Regions from separate parts of the Homo sapiens genome. Here region 2 is linked to region 1. The links are chromatin contacts, found by Hi-C or POLR2A ChIA-PET in ENCODE. All regions are on one chromosome and are shown on one strand. The core of a region is the stretch at or near the end of the contact, and the rest is flanking DNA. Distances in the headings are between cores, read along the strand shown.

The links. A loop is a pair of places that touch in the nucleus more often than their neighbours do. ChIA-PET counts read pairs that join two places held with the same protein, here RNA polymerase II (POLR2A). Pooled maps may share reads with other maps.
Region 2: a loop to region 1 is called in a pooled map, with 6 times the contacts of the local background. The contact joins two enhancer-like sites. A Hi-C loop is called at or near these places in 4 of 37 single-sample maps with no recorded cell type and 3 of 50 pooled maps. POLR2A ChIA-PET finds 5 or more read pairs at or near these places in 1 of 52 experiments (MCF 10A).

What each region holds. Positions count from the first base shown.
Region 1 is chr9:107,173,534-107,176,925 of GRCh38, forward strand. No RefSeq gene overlaps it. Among named protein-coding and RNA genes, the nearest start is that of RAD23B, 110 kb to the right of the region's middle. Within about 2 kb of position 1,703, at least 7 of the 41 ENCODE cell types and tissues checked have a DNase peak (open chromatin) inside an H3K27ac peak, as active enhancers do.
Region 2 is chr9:106,754,316-106,757,707 of GRCh38, forward strand. No RefSeq gene overlaps it. Among named protein-coding and RNA genes, the nearest start is that of ZNF462, 110 kb to the right of the region's middle. Within about 2 kb of position 1,521, at least 6 of the 41 ENCODE cell types and tissues checked have a DNase peak (open chromatin) inside an H3K27ac peak, as active enhancers do.

The DNA.
Region 1 (3,392 bases), core at 453-2,952:
CTGGGCAACAGAGTGAGACTCTGTCTCAATAACAACAACAACAAAAGTATGGTAATATCCTAGGCTTTCACACTCACTCACCACTGACTCACCCAGAGTTGCAACTTCCAGTCCTGCAAACTTTATTTGTGGTAAGTTCCCTATACAGCTATACCATTTTTTATTTTTTATACCACATTTTTACTATACCTTTTCTATGCTTAGATAAGTTAGATGCATACATACTTACCATTGTGTTACAGTTACCTACAGTGTTCAGTACAGTAACATGCTATACAGGTTTGCAGCCTAGGAGCACTAGGCTAAACCATGTAGCCTAGGTGTATAGTAGGCTGTATCGTCTAGGTTTGTGTAAGTACACTCTAGGAAGTTTGCACAACAATGAAATCACATAATGACACATTTCTCAGAACGTGTCCCTGTGGTAAAACTATGCATGACTGTGCTGTGCAAGGTGGTAATGAAAACACTGTATGTGGGACTAGGGATAAGAGTTGAGCTAGGACTGGAGAAGACAGCTGTCAACAGAAACAGAATCAACCATAGTCCCTGGTACTAGACAGGGAGCAGTGTCTGATGGAGCCAAATTCCAAATGTGGTTGATTGTTCAGAAGTGACAATTCTGCCAGAGATGGTTTGCAATGAACTTGCACTTTCAATTTGAAACAGAGATGGATGTGCATCAGCAAAATCAAGGAAGTGATCACTCCTCTCTACAGGAATAGGATATCACCTTTTCATTTTCATGGGCCCAATATGGACTAAATATTGCTATGTTTTGCTAGCTGCTGTGTAAGGTGCTGGTGCAGACCAGCCAAGTATACAATGGCTGCACTGCCAGACTGGAGAGTCCAGTGGGAGTTGGCATCAAGAAGACCCATACAGCCCATTAGGCTGCTTGGCTATGGGGGGCTGGCCCCTGGCATGCCACGTGCTGGGTGTGGTAGTCACCAGAAATAGACAGAGGGGCAGAAGGAGGCAGTAGCAGAGGCTGGACCGCTGAGTCCCTGCTTGGGAAGCCCCACAGCCTGGCTGAGGAAGACAGTGTTCATGTACACCCTGCTTCTGTCGGGATTGGCCCAGGGACTTGCGCTAGGCTGAGCCAGCAGGGAGTGGGGCTGCCGGCACAGGCAGCCTCTGTGGTGAGGGCACCAGCAGGGCCCAGATGGAAACTCTGACCGTGGTGTTAATTCATTCCTCTGTGGTTTTCTGTTCAGGCAAATACCAGTCTCTTGTGGGTTTGTTTAGCTTAAAGCTATTGGCTGTTGGGGCTAAGGCTCTACATCCTTGATTTCCAAGTCCCTGATTGGCCAAGTTTAAAGGAAGGGATGATCAAGTTGTTGGCTACTGGGAAGGACATAAAGCTTCGGAGAGCAGTTGAGGAAACCCTACTAATTTCCCCCCGACCTGAGGTACAACCCGGCCTGGAAATGCATTCTGTCCTGCTCATAATACAACACAAGCGTGTGAGGTTTCAGGGTAGGCAGTGAGCCTGTGTCCTCTCACATGTCTAATGCAACATCTTCTTGGGGAGAATATTGACTCTTCCAAGTGGAAAGCTGGCCTGGAGCCTCCTAGGAAAGGTGGCAGATGGAGCTTGGTTGATTCATGATACCATAGCGTCTTGTCCGTTTGTTGGATTGAGTATCCCCTGAAGAACTTTCCACACCCAAACCTGCCCTGGGACATTCAGTTCAACCCTCTGCAGTGAACTTTGGCCCAAATAGCAAGAGATTTGCTTCCACCAGGGCTTGGCCACAGACCAGCCGTGTGACTCTGAGATAATTCTCACTCTGTGACTCAATTTCCTCAGCTACTCTTGAGATAATTTTCAACACCGAAAAGAACAACTATTGCTGTAGCCAGAAATAAAAACTAGATATTAGTTATGCTAGATATTAAATGCCATCCAAGAGACAGTAAATTTAAGGGCCCCAAAGTGGTTTCAGGTCTCTGAGAGGAATTTACTCCCCAGCTTTGGAGAAGAAGCTAAGTGCTGTCCTTCTATTTCTGTCCTGCATTCAAAAAGTCATAAATAGTTAACTGTGTGAGTCCTTTTTTAAAACCTCCCAGAAGCATCTAAAAATAGCCTCTGGGGGCTCAATGCATATTTCCTCAGGTCCTCCTCTTAATCTTTCAGTATAGGTGGTGACGATTTATTGTTACTGTCACCTATGGATTTACAGAAACAAAAGCAGCTAGGCTGGAAGGCAAAGAGAGGAAGCTTTTCGTGTGGGAAGGGTCTCTTGGGAAGTGGAACCTAGCATCAATACAGGGATGAGACATGTCACCTCTCCTTTCCTTGGTTTCCCTGCTAGTAAAAGGGGAGAGAAGGAGAAGTCTGTCTCCCCAGGGTGCAGTAAGAATCTACCCTCAAGTAGGAAGCTTCAACAGACAAAGCAGAACCTGCCAACAGCCAAATGCTATTATGACAAGTCAAGTCCACACTCATTACATGCCTTTGCAGTGCATGTCACCCCTGCCGTTTCCTATCTCCAGGCCCAAGTGGGGCCCCTTCTGCCAGTTTTCCAGCCCAGTGGCATGACCGGAGGCTGACTGTCCATCATGAGCTTGATGGACAAGGGACAGGAACAGCCAAGCCCAGCTCAGCTACCTGCCTGTTCTTTTCAACCATGCCTCTGCTTCCCTTATGCTTAACAGCAGCATATAGCACCCCTCTCTGACTCTCAGCCATCTCCTTCAGGCAGGCATCCTTGCAAACAGACCATCAGCCCAGGGCGCTCCTATGGACTTAGAAGGAAGGATAGGGCAGGAACATTCCTGGCGGCCTCCGTGGCCTTGGTCCTCTCTCCTAACAATGCACAGTAATTAGCTGCATCTCGGGCCCCCTGACACCCCTTAACCTGGAAAATCAGGCAGACTTGTGCGACAGCAATCAGCTCCCAGACACATCCAGCCGTAATGTGATTACGCCATTTACCAAAATGCAAAGAGAGATACTTGAGGCGTTTCTGATTAGGGCTGACATTATCCCTCTAATGGGACACCGCATTAATCAAAGCTGTTGCTATGACTATGGCGATGGTGGGGAAATAACCCCAGCTTGATTCTGGGCCTACCCAATGCCGCCAAGGAAGAGGTCAGCTTTTGTTAGGGACATAGCAGAAGAATTGCTTCTTCCTGCTTAAGAAGGGCTTTCTATTGAAATCGCACCAGCAGCCAGAAAGACAGGCCTCTGTTTTCTTTCATTACACTGGGATTTTCTGGTGCCATTGCTCAAGATGACTCGATAGCATTGTTCTGGGAGGGACTGGGATGTGCGTGTGTTGGGGGTGGGGATATGGAGGCTGATTTGTGGGGCTGTCAGAGCCTTCTGCTCTCCAGAACTGTATCTTAATTGCTGGGTGGCCCCCTGGGAATCATGTAGGGCA
Region 2 (3,392 bases), core at 271-2,770, 420 kb before region 1:
AGACTCAAAAGATATATCAAATGCAGATGACTGTGATACTACAAAAGATGTTTGAATATCCTGCGGTTTTCATGTATATGGGTATAAACTTTCTCTTTTTAATGCCCTTTCAGTCATGGAAAGAACCAAGGCCCTGCTGGTCATCCCAAAGGCCTTTGATTTAAGAGAAAAGAGTTCAATTCCAGGTTCTTATGAGCTGTGAGATTTTAAGCTGGTTCATTCCTCTCTTGTTGCTCAAAAAAAAAAAGTTTTTTTTAAACAGGAATTATATATGGGCAGTATCTTCCTGTCATACTTGTTGTACCTACATATGCAGAGTAAATGTGACTATCCCTGGTGATAATAACTGTCAATATTTTTCTTTTTACATTTTTCTATTAATGCATTGCAATTGTGATTGTTCATATTATTATAGATATTTATTAATATAGCTATTCATATGCTCATGTCCAGTGTAGTTCAACTCCAACTCTACCAAAATCTTGCCATGTGACCAAGGGTTAGTGACTTCACCATTTTGGGTCTCTTTTTTTAATAACATTGAGGGGCTTGATCCAGATGATCTCCAGTGTCCATGTTTCTCTCATCTTGCCTTTCCATTTTTCAGGGTTTCTCAACTTCAACACTACTGACATGATCTGATTCAGATAATTCTGTTTTGTGCTGAAGGGAATGGGGTGGGGTGTGGCTGTCCTGAGCACTGCAGGAGTTTTAGCTGCATCCCTGGTCTCTACTACCCACAGGCGTCCGGCCCAAGTTGTGACAACTGAAAATACCTTCAGACATCACCAAATGTTCCCAGAGGGTCAAAATCATCCCCGGTTAATAATCTGCCATATGCTTAAGGGTGTCAGGCTTTGAGCGTTAAAGATTTGATTTAGAAGGGCTTTAATATATCTTCCAATCACAGAATTCCAAATGACCATGATGCCGTGACTGATTTGAACTTACACTCATGCACATGATACGTATTTGGGAGAAGCCCTTGTCATCTCCAGTGTCTCTTCCACCTCTTGATTTCCACAGGGATAGTCATCTACATCTTTGCTAGAGGTGACAGCTGAAATATCCAAACCATGGGCTTGGGGTCCATCTGACCTAGTCACCAGTCAGGTGCCTCTGGGGAAATTCTTTAGTTTTTCTAATCTTTTTTTCACTTGTGAAATCTGGATGACACCTCAGAGCCACTCGAGGATGACAAAATGTGACAAGCACAAGTGTACCTAGTACCAAGGATGAGGACGAATCCATTTGAGGGAAGCTGTTGCTTTCATTGTTTCCTATTGAATATGATTACCACTCCATTATTTCCCAGCCATAGCCTCGGGGTTTGGACCAAGTTTTCTTTTGACTTAGGTGTTTCCAGTCAGAGTCAAAGAGAAACTCCTAAGGAATGGAGAGGACAAATGGTCCCGTTAGCAGTCAGAGGAATGCTGTGGACTAAGAGAGTGACTTTGGTTCCAGCTGAAATGTCAGCAGAGCGCTGGGAGAAAAGAATCTGTTTAGCAGGTGTGTTTGGAATCTGGCAGAGAGAGCTGGGTCAGGTCCAGGACCACTGAGCTGTTCTGAATGCCTTCTATGTTGACTCTCTGGGACTGAGACTCAGGAGTTAAAGGAGAGAACGTCTAAGGTAAACACACAACAGCCAGACAGTGGCTAGAATTTTTCCTCAGGCTTTCTGTGTCTCTTGCAGAACACCAAGAGGCCGGCAACATGAGTGTGGCCTGAGTCTGACGCCTTCGCCCACCCTCTTCCAGATCACCTGATCCGAAAGAAGTTACGAAAATAGCTCAGAATCTGGGCCTGCCTGGAAGAGACATAAAGATTCATTTACATGGGAAGGTGACTGCTCTGAATATCCACAGACGACGAATCTATGCTAATGGTTCAGTCTCCCACAAATCTGGGATTTATATAACTGGTTCCTACCCTTGTTCCTTGCCAGCAGAAATGCTTGAATTATCTTAATTCCAGAATGTAAATTATTCCAATTCTGAGGCCATCATTTTAAAGCTGTCAAAGTCAATATTTTTAACAGCCTAGAAAAAAATTACAACTGGAAAATGTCTAAACAAGTTGTGCTTGAGGTCTTGAGACAACTTCTGGCAAATATCTGTGCTGAGGTGGATAAATACCCTCCACTAATTTCACAATGAAGGAAGAACATAAATTTCTCTCAACACCAATTCGTGTGCCAGAGTAAATATGTTCGTCCACGGGCATTGACCACTTTTAATCTGTTACCTTCCATTTATGGACTAACCATTTGTCTTTATTTATTAATTTTCTTTTTTTTGAGACAAAGTCTTGCTCTATCACCCAGGCTGAAGTGTAGTGGCGAGATCTCGGCTCACTACAACCTCCACCTCCCAAGTTCAAGCAATTCTCCTGCCTTACCCTCCCAAGTAGCTGAGATTACAGGCACCTGCCACGATGCCCAGCTACTTTTTGTATTTTTAGTAGAGATGGGGTTTCACGATGTTGGACAGGCTGGTCTCGAACTCCTAGCCTCAAGTGATCTGCCCTCCTCGGCCTCCCAAGGTCCTGGGATTACAGGCATGAGCCACCATGCCCAGCCCCATTTATCTTTTAATGTGAAGATTTTTAAAATATATTAATTCTTAAAATAATAATATTCAATACTTGGTCATGAAAAAATAGGAAAAAATCCTTCCCTCGCCTCCATTCTTTCTAAATTTTCATTTCATTTCTATTTTAATCCACTTCATCCATTATTCTCTGAGTGTTACTGTGTGCTGGACACAGATCTATGGATGCTGAGATCTGTAAGAACTTCCTCAAGGTGAGAGAGGAGGCTTTCAAAGGAACTACATCACACTTGATCAGGAAGGAAATGGCAGCTCCTTTTTTAATGTACATATCAGTTTCCATGCAGGTGAATCATCCTCTACCTTATTAACTCTTTCATACAGAAACCTGGGATTGAAGGAAATGAGAATGGAAGGAAAAGACTATACAAAGAAGAATCACATTTATGGTTTGCCTTTGGGGTAGAAGCCATTCTTTTGCACCTGGGGAACTGGCCAGGCTGTAAGAATATGGTGCCAACCAAGTGGCACCTCTGCCCACCATTGCTCTAGATGCCAGGCTAAATGGTCCTTGTGAAATACGGCTGGAAAAATCTCTGTTATGGGCCCATCTCCTATTCAGAGGCTGGAAAACACCCCATTCCTGTAGCTCTGAAGCAGGATTAATTGATTGGTCTCATATGAACCTAAAAGCTGTTAAGAGCAAGGAGGATGAAAAGCAATTCAAATTGCTTTATTACCATTTTCTAGTAAAGTACCAGTTTAGTTCTCAGCCCTACTGTGAAGCAGCGGGTTTCCAGATATTGACTGTGCTGGCATGTGCTCCTAGAAGAGAGGAAACGC